Regions from separate parts of the Homo sapiens genome. Here region 2 is linked to region 1. Evidence: read pairs that join two places in POLR2A ChIA-PET (ENCODE). Cell type or tissue: A673. All regions are shown on one strand.

The links. Peaks named below come from ENCODE experiments on the same cell type or tissue, not always from the same donor. Only the 100,000 strongest peaks of a DNase experiment are listed, where the experiment ranks them.
Region 2: POLR2A ChIA-PET joins it to region 1 with 8 read pairs; 4 of 35 experiments call an interaction of 5 or more read pairs at or near these places.

What each region holds. Positions count from the first base shown.
Region 1 is chr11:46,646,632-46,651,631 of GRCh38, forward strand. ATG13 (autophagy related 13) reads left to right here. Exons shown (of 19, transcript NM_001346311.2): 6 at 2,506-2,552; 7 at 3,546-3,686. Among named protein-coding and RNA genes, the nearest start is that of ATG13, 32 kb to the left of the region's middle. In A673, no CTCF peak of the experiment used is centred here; a DNase peak (open chromatin) is centred at 2,900; H3K4me3 peaks cover 469 bases; H3K27ac peaks cover 1,553 bases.
Region 2 is chr11:46,514,274-46,519,273 of GRCh38, forward strand. All of the region lies in intron 7 of AMBRA1 (autophagy and beclin 1 regulator 1), which reads right to left. Among named protein-coding and RNA genes, the nearest start is that of MIR3160-1, 65 kb to the left of the region's middle. In A673, no CTCF peak of the experiment used is centred here; no DNase peak of the experiment used is centred here.

The DNA.
Region 1 (5,000 bases):
TTCTTTATTTTTAGTAGAGACAGGGTTTTGCTATTTTGGCCAGACTGGTGTTGAACTCCTGACCTCAGGTAATCCGCCCACTTTCGGCCTCCTAAAGTGCTGGGATTACAGGCGTGAGCTACTGCGCCTGGCCTGTTTTGTTTTTTGAGACAGGGTCTTGCTCAGTTACCCAGGCTGGAGTGCAGTGGCACAATCATGGCTCATTGCAGCCTCGACCTCCTAGGCTCAAACAGTCCTCCCACCTCAGCCTCCTGAGTAGCTGAGACTATAGGCATGCACCACCATGCCCAGCTAGTTTTTGTATTTTTTGTAGAGATGGGGTTTCACCATGTTGCCCAGGCTGGTCTCAAACTCCTGAGCTCAAGCGATCTGCCTGCCTCAGTCTCTCAGAGTGCTGGGATTACAGGGGTCGTGGTTTTTGAACTTATTATTCCAACCACTTGGTATAGGGTCTTTACCCTCTTGTTCACATGACATACTTCTGCTCATCCTTCAAGACTCGCGTGCTCTAGAAACTTTCCCCCTTTTAATGGGAGATATAACTGCAGTCTTAACTTAGACTTCATATGCTGCTTTGTTTATATTTGTTTCTAGAGTGTGACTTGCTGGGTGGTGGTGGTGGTTGCTTTTTGGGTTTTTGTTTTTTTTGTTTTTTTTTTTTGTTTTTTTTTTTTGAGACAGAGTCGCGTAGGTTGGAGCGCAGTGGCATGATCTCAGCTCACTGCAACCTCCGCCTCCCAGGTTCAAGCGATTCTCGTGCCTCAGCCTCCCGAGTAGCTGGGATTACAGGTGCGTGCCACCATGCCTGGCTATTTTTTGTATTTTTTGTAGAGACGAGGTTTCACCATGTTGGCCAGGCTGGTCTCGAACTCCTGACTTCAGGTGATCCACCTGCGTGGGCCTCCCAAAGTGCTAAGATTACAGACCTGAGCCACCATGCCCAGCCTGCTATTGTTCTGAGACTGGGTCTCACTCTGTCACCCAGGCTGGAGTGCAGTGGCGCAGTCATGGCTCACTGCAGCCTCAAATTCCTAGGTTCAGGGGATCCTCCCACCTCAGCCTTTCCAAGTAGCTGGGAGTATATGCTGCACCACCACACATGGCTAATGTTTAAAAAAAAAAAAAAATTTTGTAGAGACAGGGTCTCCCTGTACTGCCCAGGCTGGAGTGCAGTTCTGCTTATAGCTCACTGCAGCTTCAAACTCCTGGCCTCAACTGATCCTCCTGCCTCACACTCCAAAAGTGCCGGGATTATAGGAGTGAGCCACTTTGCCCAGCCTGTATTGTGAGTTTTAAAAAATGTTTTTGCTTGCCTTATTTCACATTAGGATTGATGCAGATACTGTTTCAATGTATTTTCACTGATAGATTATAAGGCTGTATGGTATAATGAAAGGTAAATAGAATTTGGAGCTACACAGAGCCAAGTTCAATCCCAGCTGAGTGACTTTAGCCAAATTACTTAACCCCACCCCCCCCAGCACTTTTTTTTCCTGCTCTGTTGCCCAGGCTGGAGTGCAGTGGCACGATCTTGGCTCACTGCAACCTTCCCCTCCTGGGTTCAAGCGATTCTCTTGTCTCAGCTTCCTGAGTAGCTGGGACTACAGGCACCCGCTACCACGCCCAGCTAATTTTTGTATTTTTAGTACAACTCCCAAAGTGCTGGGATTACAGGCGTGAGCCACCATGCCTGGCCCAGCAATTGTAATTCTGAAAATTTTCCCAAAGAAATTAATTGAGTTTGTGGGAGAAGTTTTAGTCTCAAGGTTGTTTATCACAATTTTTGCAGTAATGAAAATTAGAAACAACCTTTATGTTCACACTAAGATGAAGATACCCCCAAAAAAGAATAAAGAAACAACCTTGGCCGGGCGCAGTGGCTTACGCCTGTAATCCCAGCACTTTGGGAGGCCAAGGCAGGCAGATCACCAGGTCAGGAGATCCAGATCATCCTGGCTAACATGTGAAACCCCGTCTCTACTAAAAATACAAAAAATTAGCTGGCTGTGATGGCAGGCGCCTGTAGTCCCAGCTATTTAGGAGGCTGAGACAGGAGAATGGCGTGAACCCGGGAGGCGGAGCTTGCAGTGAGCCCAGATTGCACCACTGCACTCCAGCCTGGGCGACAGAGTGAGACTCTGTCTTTAAAAAAAAAAAAAAAAAAAAAAGAGAGAGAGAGAAACAACCTTTATGTCCAAGAATTGGAGGACTGGTTGGATAAAATGATAGTCATATGGTGGGATACTGTGGAACCATTTTAAATGATTTAGAATTTTTAATTATAAGGAAAATTCCATGACGTATTTATTAAGAAAAAACAAGTCATCAAAATAGCATATAGACTGTGATTGCCCTTTTATTTAGAGAAGAGGCTTGTTCGATTATAAGTTGATATCTATTCTTTTTTTTTTGCTTATCTATACCTTTTAATATTTTTATAGTGACTGTAATGCTTTGAAATTAAAAATTTTTTAAACAAATATTTTAAATTTGTCCTTTCTACAGGGAGATTCCATGGAGCTGGAAATATGGTGTCTTGAAATGAATGAAAAGTAAGTGCTGCGTCTTAGGGTCCTTGGTTGTGGTTGCTGAGGATAAAGTAGATGACATCATGTGAAAAGCAGGGCTTTGTTTTCAGAGTCAGGGAGGGCATTCTGACCACTTAACAAAGCCAATAGGTCTTTGCTACAATTTGCTTCATCCTTGGCTTCCAGCCTGGACACAGAGATGACCTTCAGAGGGAACATCAGTCCAGAGAGACTCAGATACTACAGGGAAAGGAGCAGCAGAAAAAGCTGAAAAGGCTTTGTTGTTTTCCCAGAGTACAGCTAGTTCTCTGATTAAATCCCTTGCGAGCTCTTGTAATATGACTACTCTGTTTTGTCTGTTTTCTGTGTGGCAGCCATCCAATAAGATTTCCCCTCCCTGCTCCTTTTTACAGACTGTATGGGTCATGGATTGGAAATGCATGTTATTTCCTTTCCCCATTTTCTTCTTTCAAGGCAGATTAGCTTATCTCTTGCCTGAAGCTTCAGTTTTCAACAAGAGTATATAGGAAAATTGAGGAAACATCAACACATCAAAAGAAAAATCTTAGTGATAAGTATATGTGGTGGACATTAATTTTCTTTATTGAATAAATGCAATTGCCAGGTTATGACCCAAAATTTTAGAGCCAAGCTGACTTTTCTGCAGACTTCTGTTAGATTATCGAGATAGACAGCTCATAGGATAGTACATGTTTGCACCTTCAGTGTATATAATTGCAGTATTTATTTATTTATATGTTTTCAGATGTGCTGCTTTATTTCTAAAAAAAAAATAACCACTTTGAAGCTAGAAAAAATATATTGGGTGCCTTTTGGTGCTCATTTGCCTGTGTCTAGTACATGAGAAAGTAAAACATTGGCTTACCTCAGTAATCTGTTGATAAAGGTGTAATTAGAGTTCTCTGGTTAGTCAGAACATGTCTTAATAATAAATTTGGTCTTGTGTAGCTCCAGCGCTAAATAGAAGAATGCTGACCATATCTTTGTGCCTGGCAGGTGTGATAAAGAAATCAAAGTTTCCTACACGGTGTACAACAGACTGTCATTGCTGCTGAAGTCCCTTCTTGCTATAACTAGGGTGACACCAGCCTATAGGCTCTCCAGGAAACAAGGGCATGAATATGTCATATTATACAGGTAAACAGCATAGATGGTCATCTTGATTCACTCATCAACCCCCTCACTTTGTACATTGTCTGGCATTTAGATGTTCTGTGATGATGTTTTGGACAGTTGGTTGGTTTGTTGGATTATTGATGCTGTCGCTTTCATGTGATCACTATCCAGCCTGCCTTATGAACCTCACCCTTCCAAAGCCACCAGGTTTATTATCCTTTTCTATATGCACAATCGTGATTCCTGTGGAATGGATGTTGAGGTCCTAGTGATAAACATCTTAGAGCTAGGGAAGGAAGTCAAGAGTTTTATTTATTTATTTATTTAGAGACGGAGTCTCGCTCCATCGCCCAGGTTAGAGTGCAATGGCGCGATCTTGGCCCATTGCAGCCTCTGCCTCCCGGGTTCAAGTGATTCTCCTGCCTTAGCCTCCCGAGTAGATGGGACTACAGGCACCCGCCACCATGCTCAGCTAATTTTTGTATTTTTAGTAGAGACAGGGTTTCACCATATTGGCCAGGCTGGTCTCGAGCTCCTGACCTTGTGATCTGCCTGCCTCAGCCTCCCAAAGTGCTGGGATTATAGGTGTGAGCCACGGCACCCGGCCTGGAAGTCAAGACTTTGAAAAACAGTCTATACTGGGAAGATTCCACAGTTTTCTGTATTCCAGGGTTAAATTAAAACTTTGTCTAACAAACTGTTAACTCAGTTTAAGTTTTTAATTAGTTGTCTGTGGATATAAAGAATGGGTCAACAGAGTATTTTCCTTGGAGCATTTCACCTCAGCACATTTATTGAGCACCTTTTTAGTGCAAGCATTGTGCCAGGAGAACTTAAGAACTATACAGAGGCCCAGCATTAGAGGTGGTTTAATGTAGTGAGGAAAACAATTTGATACATGTATAATTACTTTTAAAAAGCAGGATTTGAAAACTGCAAACCAGAATCAGGAAAAAAAGGTACTGAGAGAATATAGAAAGATAAAATTTGTTCTGGTTGGTAAACAGTGCAGTTCTTATGAAGGAAGTAGCATTCAAGCTAGCCTATTAGGGAAAGAGAATTTGAGCTGGTAAAAGTGAGGGAGAATAATTATTCCAGATGGAGAGTTCAGCAGCTAGCAAGGCACAGAAGTGGAGGGCAGGGTCAGAGCTCTGCTCAGATTGTCAGATGAACCAGAGTGGTGGAGTAGAGGGTATGTAGCAAAGTGTGAGAGAAGAGCTTGGAATGCTGGGGTCCCAAATCTACCAAAGATGCCTTTCTTTTGTATTTAGTGATAAGCCATTGGTTTAAGCCTTTGCCTTACATGTATAGAGCTGATTTTTAGACGAATAGTAT
Region 2 (5,000 bases), 130 kb before region 1:
TACTTCCCCTAACAGCCTGGGGAAGAGACATAGCAAAGGCCCTAACAACCTGGCTTGCAACCTTTCCTGCCCAGGACAACCAACTATCAAGTAATGTTTTCTCTCTAGACAAGGCCTATATCCCCATACTTAGACACTTGTAACAATCCTACCACTGAACAGAGAGAACACAATGTAAACAAGGAGGAAGAGAGGAAAGCAATAAAATACATCTCTCTGGTTGAAAGACTAAATCTTCAGTAACATCACTGTGGTTCAAATGTGGCAGAAATGCTGTTTCATCAATTCTAAGACACACTTTTCACCTTTGAATGTGTCTGAGGTTGGGGTGTATTTTACAGTTGTGTGACACAGTTTAATTGGCAGGATTTTTTTTTTTTTGATAGAGACAGAGTCTGGCTATGTTGCCCAGGCTGGTCTCAAACTCCTAGCCTCAAGTGATCCTCCTGCCTCGGCCTCCCAAAGTCCCAGGATTACAGCCATAAGTCACTGTGCCTGCCCACTGGCAGGATTTTTTCATGATTTCATAGGAACACATAAAATAACGGCATGTCTTTGAGTCTTTTAAAATACAGAATGTGTGGGACAGGTAAGGGTAGTGAGAGATACAGAGTCTGGGAAAAAAGGAAAATCAAAATTTTGAGAAGAGTATTCAGGTCATTTATGCCATCTTATATAGTACTTATTTATCATTTAACAAACCAGTTCTTCAGGAACTGGGTGTGAGTTGAAGAATGGAAGCAAGGTCTGGGAGCAGCTGACTATCCTAGAATACCTAGAAGCTTGTTCCACCCTAAAGTGCTCTGGAGTTAGTCCTGAATGTCACCACCTGTTGTGTTATCCTCCAAGTGGTCGTTTAGTAAGCTGAGGCCCTTTGGCAAGCAGCATCCTCCACAGTGACCAAAAAACATCCTTCTTGGCTGGGCGTGGTGCCTCACGCCTGTAATCCCAACACTTTGGGAGGCCAGATGGGTGAACTGCCTGAGCTCAGGAGTTCAAGACCAGCCTGGGCAACATGGTGAGACTCCATCTCTACTAAAATACAAAAAAGTAGCCAGGCGTGGTGGTGCGTGCCTATAATCCCAGCTATTTGGAAGGCTGAGGCACGAGAATCACTTGAACCTGGGAGGCAGAGGTTGCAGTGAGCTGAGATCGCACTACTGCACTCCAGACTGGGTGACAGAGTGAGACTGCATCTCAAAACAAACAAACAAACAAACAAACAAACAAAAATACATCCTTCTTAAAGAAACTAATTATGGTAACAAAAGCAAATATTACCCCCAATCTGCTAAGGCAATGACAGTACTGAGTGAGATGAGATGATTTATTAGGAATGCTGTAAAGGAGATTCCTGATCTGAAGGGTTTGCATTAGGTAACTTCAGTTTTAATGACTCCATTTTTATTTTTTATTTTTTGAGACGCAGTCTCACTCTGTCACCCAGGCTGAAGTGCAGTGGCGCAATCTTGGCTCACTGCAACCTCCGCCTCCTGGGTTCAAGCGATTCTCCTGCCTCAGCCTCCTGAGTAGCTGGGATTAAAGGCATGCGCCACCACACCCGGCTAATTTTTGTACTTTTAGTAGAGATGGGGTTTCACCATGTTGGTCAGGCTGGTCTCAAACTCCTGACCTTCTGATCCGCCCGCTTTGGCCTCCCAAAGTGCTGGGATTACAGGTGTGAGCCACTGTGCTGGCCTTAATGACTCCATTTTACAATCCTAAAAGTCTATTTCCCACCTTAACTTCCTACCTTAATTAGGAAGACTTCTTTAAGTTGGAATAGACCCAAAATATGAAGCTTTGTTGCTGGAGAGTCTCTGATGAGGTTCTTTTGGAACACGCATCCCCTGTGCCTACTTACTACGGAATGTGTTGGCAACATTTGCTGCCCAGACAATATAGTGGAACTGGCAAGCCACATATATATGTCACTTTACTGCTAATGCACAAAAGCAGGAAAGCCAATCACCATGAATACACATATACACTGATGAAACATCAGTTCTTCATAGTTACAATACGAGTACTATCTGGAGTAAAAATAGGCTTCTCCAATTGGTGTGGAATAAAGAACTAGAGTTACTAGATGAGTAAACATCCTAGGAATGTTTACCACCATTGCTAGGAACCTCAAAGAAAGATCTTTCTTTTTTTTTTTTTTTTTTTTTTTTTGAGACGGTGTCTCGCTCTGTTGCCCAGGCTGGAGTGCAGTGGCACGATCTCGGCTCACTGCAAGCTCCGCCTCCTGGGTTCGAGCCATTCTCCTGCCTCAGCCTCCCAAGTAGCTGGGACTACAGGCACCTGCCACCATGCCTGGCTAATTTCTTTTTGTATTTTTAGTAGAGACAGGGTTTCACCGTGTTAGCCAGGATGGTCTTGATCTCCTGACCTCATGATCCGCCCACCTCGGCCTCCCAAAGTGCTGGGATTACAGGCGTGACCCACTGCGCCCGGCCAAAAGATCTTTCTTTCCCAGTGTTAGCCTGTTACAGACAGCTGTCAACGGGAAATGGTAGGAGAAAATTGAATGCGATGGCAGTTCTGCACATTCTGCTGTGACCACCACAAACTTGACTTGACTTAATCTATCACAAGAAATCAGGGAGGGCCTAGGAAGGGCTCAGACAAGCTTGTTCAGGTTCGAAGCTGCTATCACTGAAGCTGAAGAAAAAAAAAATACAAAAACACAATACAACCAAACAAAATACTTCCTTGTTTTCTCTACTTGCCTGGTTCATTTTATACACCACTGGTGTCCAAGTGAGGTATACGAGGGGTTGTGCTATTTGATCCATTGGACAGCAAGGGGGAAATATTACAACTTCTGCTATATAATATATAATCATAACACACATGGATTACTCAAAAGCTTTTTTTTTTTTTTTTTTTGAGATGGAGTTTCCCTCTTTTGCCCAGGCTGGAGTGCAATGGTGCAATCTCGGCTCACTGCAACCTCCGCCTCCCGGGTTCAAGTGATTCTCTTGCCTCAGCCTCCCAAGTAGCTGGGATTACAGGCGTCCACCACCACACCCAGCTGATTTTTGTATTTTTAGTAAAAACAGGGTTGCACCATGTTGGCTGGAGCTGGTCTCAATCTTCTGACCTCAGGTGATCCACCCGCCTCGGCCTCCCAAAGTGCTAGGATTACAGGCGTAAGCCACCGCGCCCGGCTAGAAAGCATTTTATTAATAAGGTTTTTTTTTTTTTTTTTTTTTTTTTTTAAGTCTGAAGGCCACTGCTCTATCAAACTATATATTACTTTAACAATACTAAACAGGCCGGGTGCAGTGGCTCACGCCTGTAATCCCAGCACTTTGGGAGGCTGAGGCAGGTGGATCACGAGGTCAGGAGATCGAGACCATCCTGGCTAACATGGTGAAACCATGTCTCTACTAAAAATACAAAAAATTAGCCGGGCCTGGTGGCACACGCCTGTCCCAGCTACTTGGGAGGCTGAGGCAGGAGAATCGCTTGAACCCGGGAGGCAGAGGTTGCAGTGAGCCAAGATCGCGCCACTGCACTCCAGCCTGGGCAACAGGGACAGACTCTGTCTCAAAAAAAAAAAAAAAAAAATGCCAAATACTTAAAGAATAGGATAAGCTTAAATATAAAAAACTATAAGCATATAAAAGTATACCCATATTCGTATATATATAGAGAGAGAGAGAACAAAAGAAGATAATAAAGCCAATGTGGCAAAATGTTAACATTTAGGGAATGTGGGTAAAGGGTATATGGGAATCCTCTATACGTTTTCTGCAAGTTTGAAATTATTTCAAAATGAAAAACAAAAACATACAACACACAAAAATCTTAAAGTAAAATACTGAAAAGAAAGAGATAGCCATTTGTTTTCAGAAGAATTACTCACGGCCAGGCGCGGTGGCTCACGCCTGTAATCCCAGCACTTTGGGAGGCCGAGGTGGGCAGATCACCTGAGGTCAGGAGTTCGAGACCAGCCTGGCTAACATGGTGAAACTCCATCTCTACTAAAAATGCAAAAATTAGCCGGGCGTGGTGGTGGGCTCCCGTAGTCCCAGCTACTTGGGAAGCTGAGGCAGGAGAATGGCATGAACCTGGGAGGCGGAGCTTGCAGTGAGCCAAGATAGCGCCGCTGTACTCCAGCCTAGGTGACAGAGCAAGACTCCGTCTCAAAAAAAAAAAAAAAAAAAAAAAAAGAATTACTCACTTTGTAAAAAGATTTCTTAGAATAGCAACTTGCCCTAATGCTCTACAGCAGGTTTGGTAAACTACAGGCCCCAGGTCAGCTGTCTTCTTTTGTAAATAAGTGGCTACTTTGGAGCTGGCAAGGCAGAACTGAGGAATCCTGATAGAGACAAAGCCTAAAATACCTACTGCCTAGCCCTTTACAGAAGATGTTCGCCCATTTCTGCTCTAAAACATTTGCTTACATAGAATTCTTTAAATTACTAAGGGACAGAACAAAAAAGAACTTGAAATTAAAGTATTGTGCACTGGAAAAAAAACATCAAAAATGAATATTAAGCTCTGCTAAAATCATAATAGGCATATAATTCAAACTGTGAAATCCTGAACATTTTTAAAAGAATACAACTATTTTTTCTTTCCCTGATTAATATTCTGAGTTATGTGCAAAGAAGTTCCCTGTATCAGCTGTATTCTTGATCACTAGGAATACAATTTTTAAAATAGTCAAAGAAAGCTCTGGAAAAGAAAAAAAGTGGTCGGAGCAGATCAACTGAAAGAAAAGAACCTTCACTTCATTATTTTATTTTATTTCATTTTTTGAGACAGAGTTTCTGTCACCCAGGCTGGAGTACAGTGGCGCGATCTTGGCTAACTGCAACTTCTGCTTCCTGTGCTTAAGCAATTCTCTTGCCTCAGCCTCCCGAGTAGCTGGGGCTACAGGCATGCACCACCAAGCCTGGCTAATTTTTGTATTTTTAGTAGAGACGGGATTTCACCATGTTGTCCAGGCTGGTCTTGATCTCCTGGCCTCATATAATCCACCCACT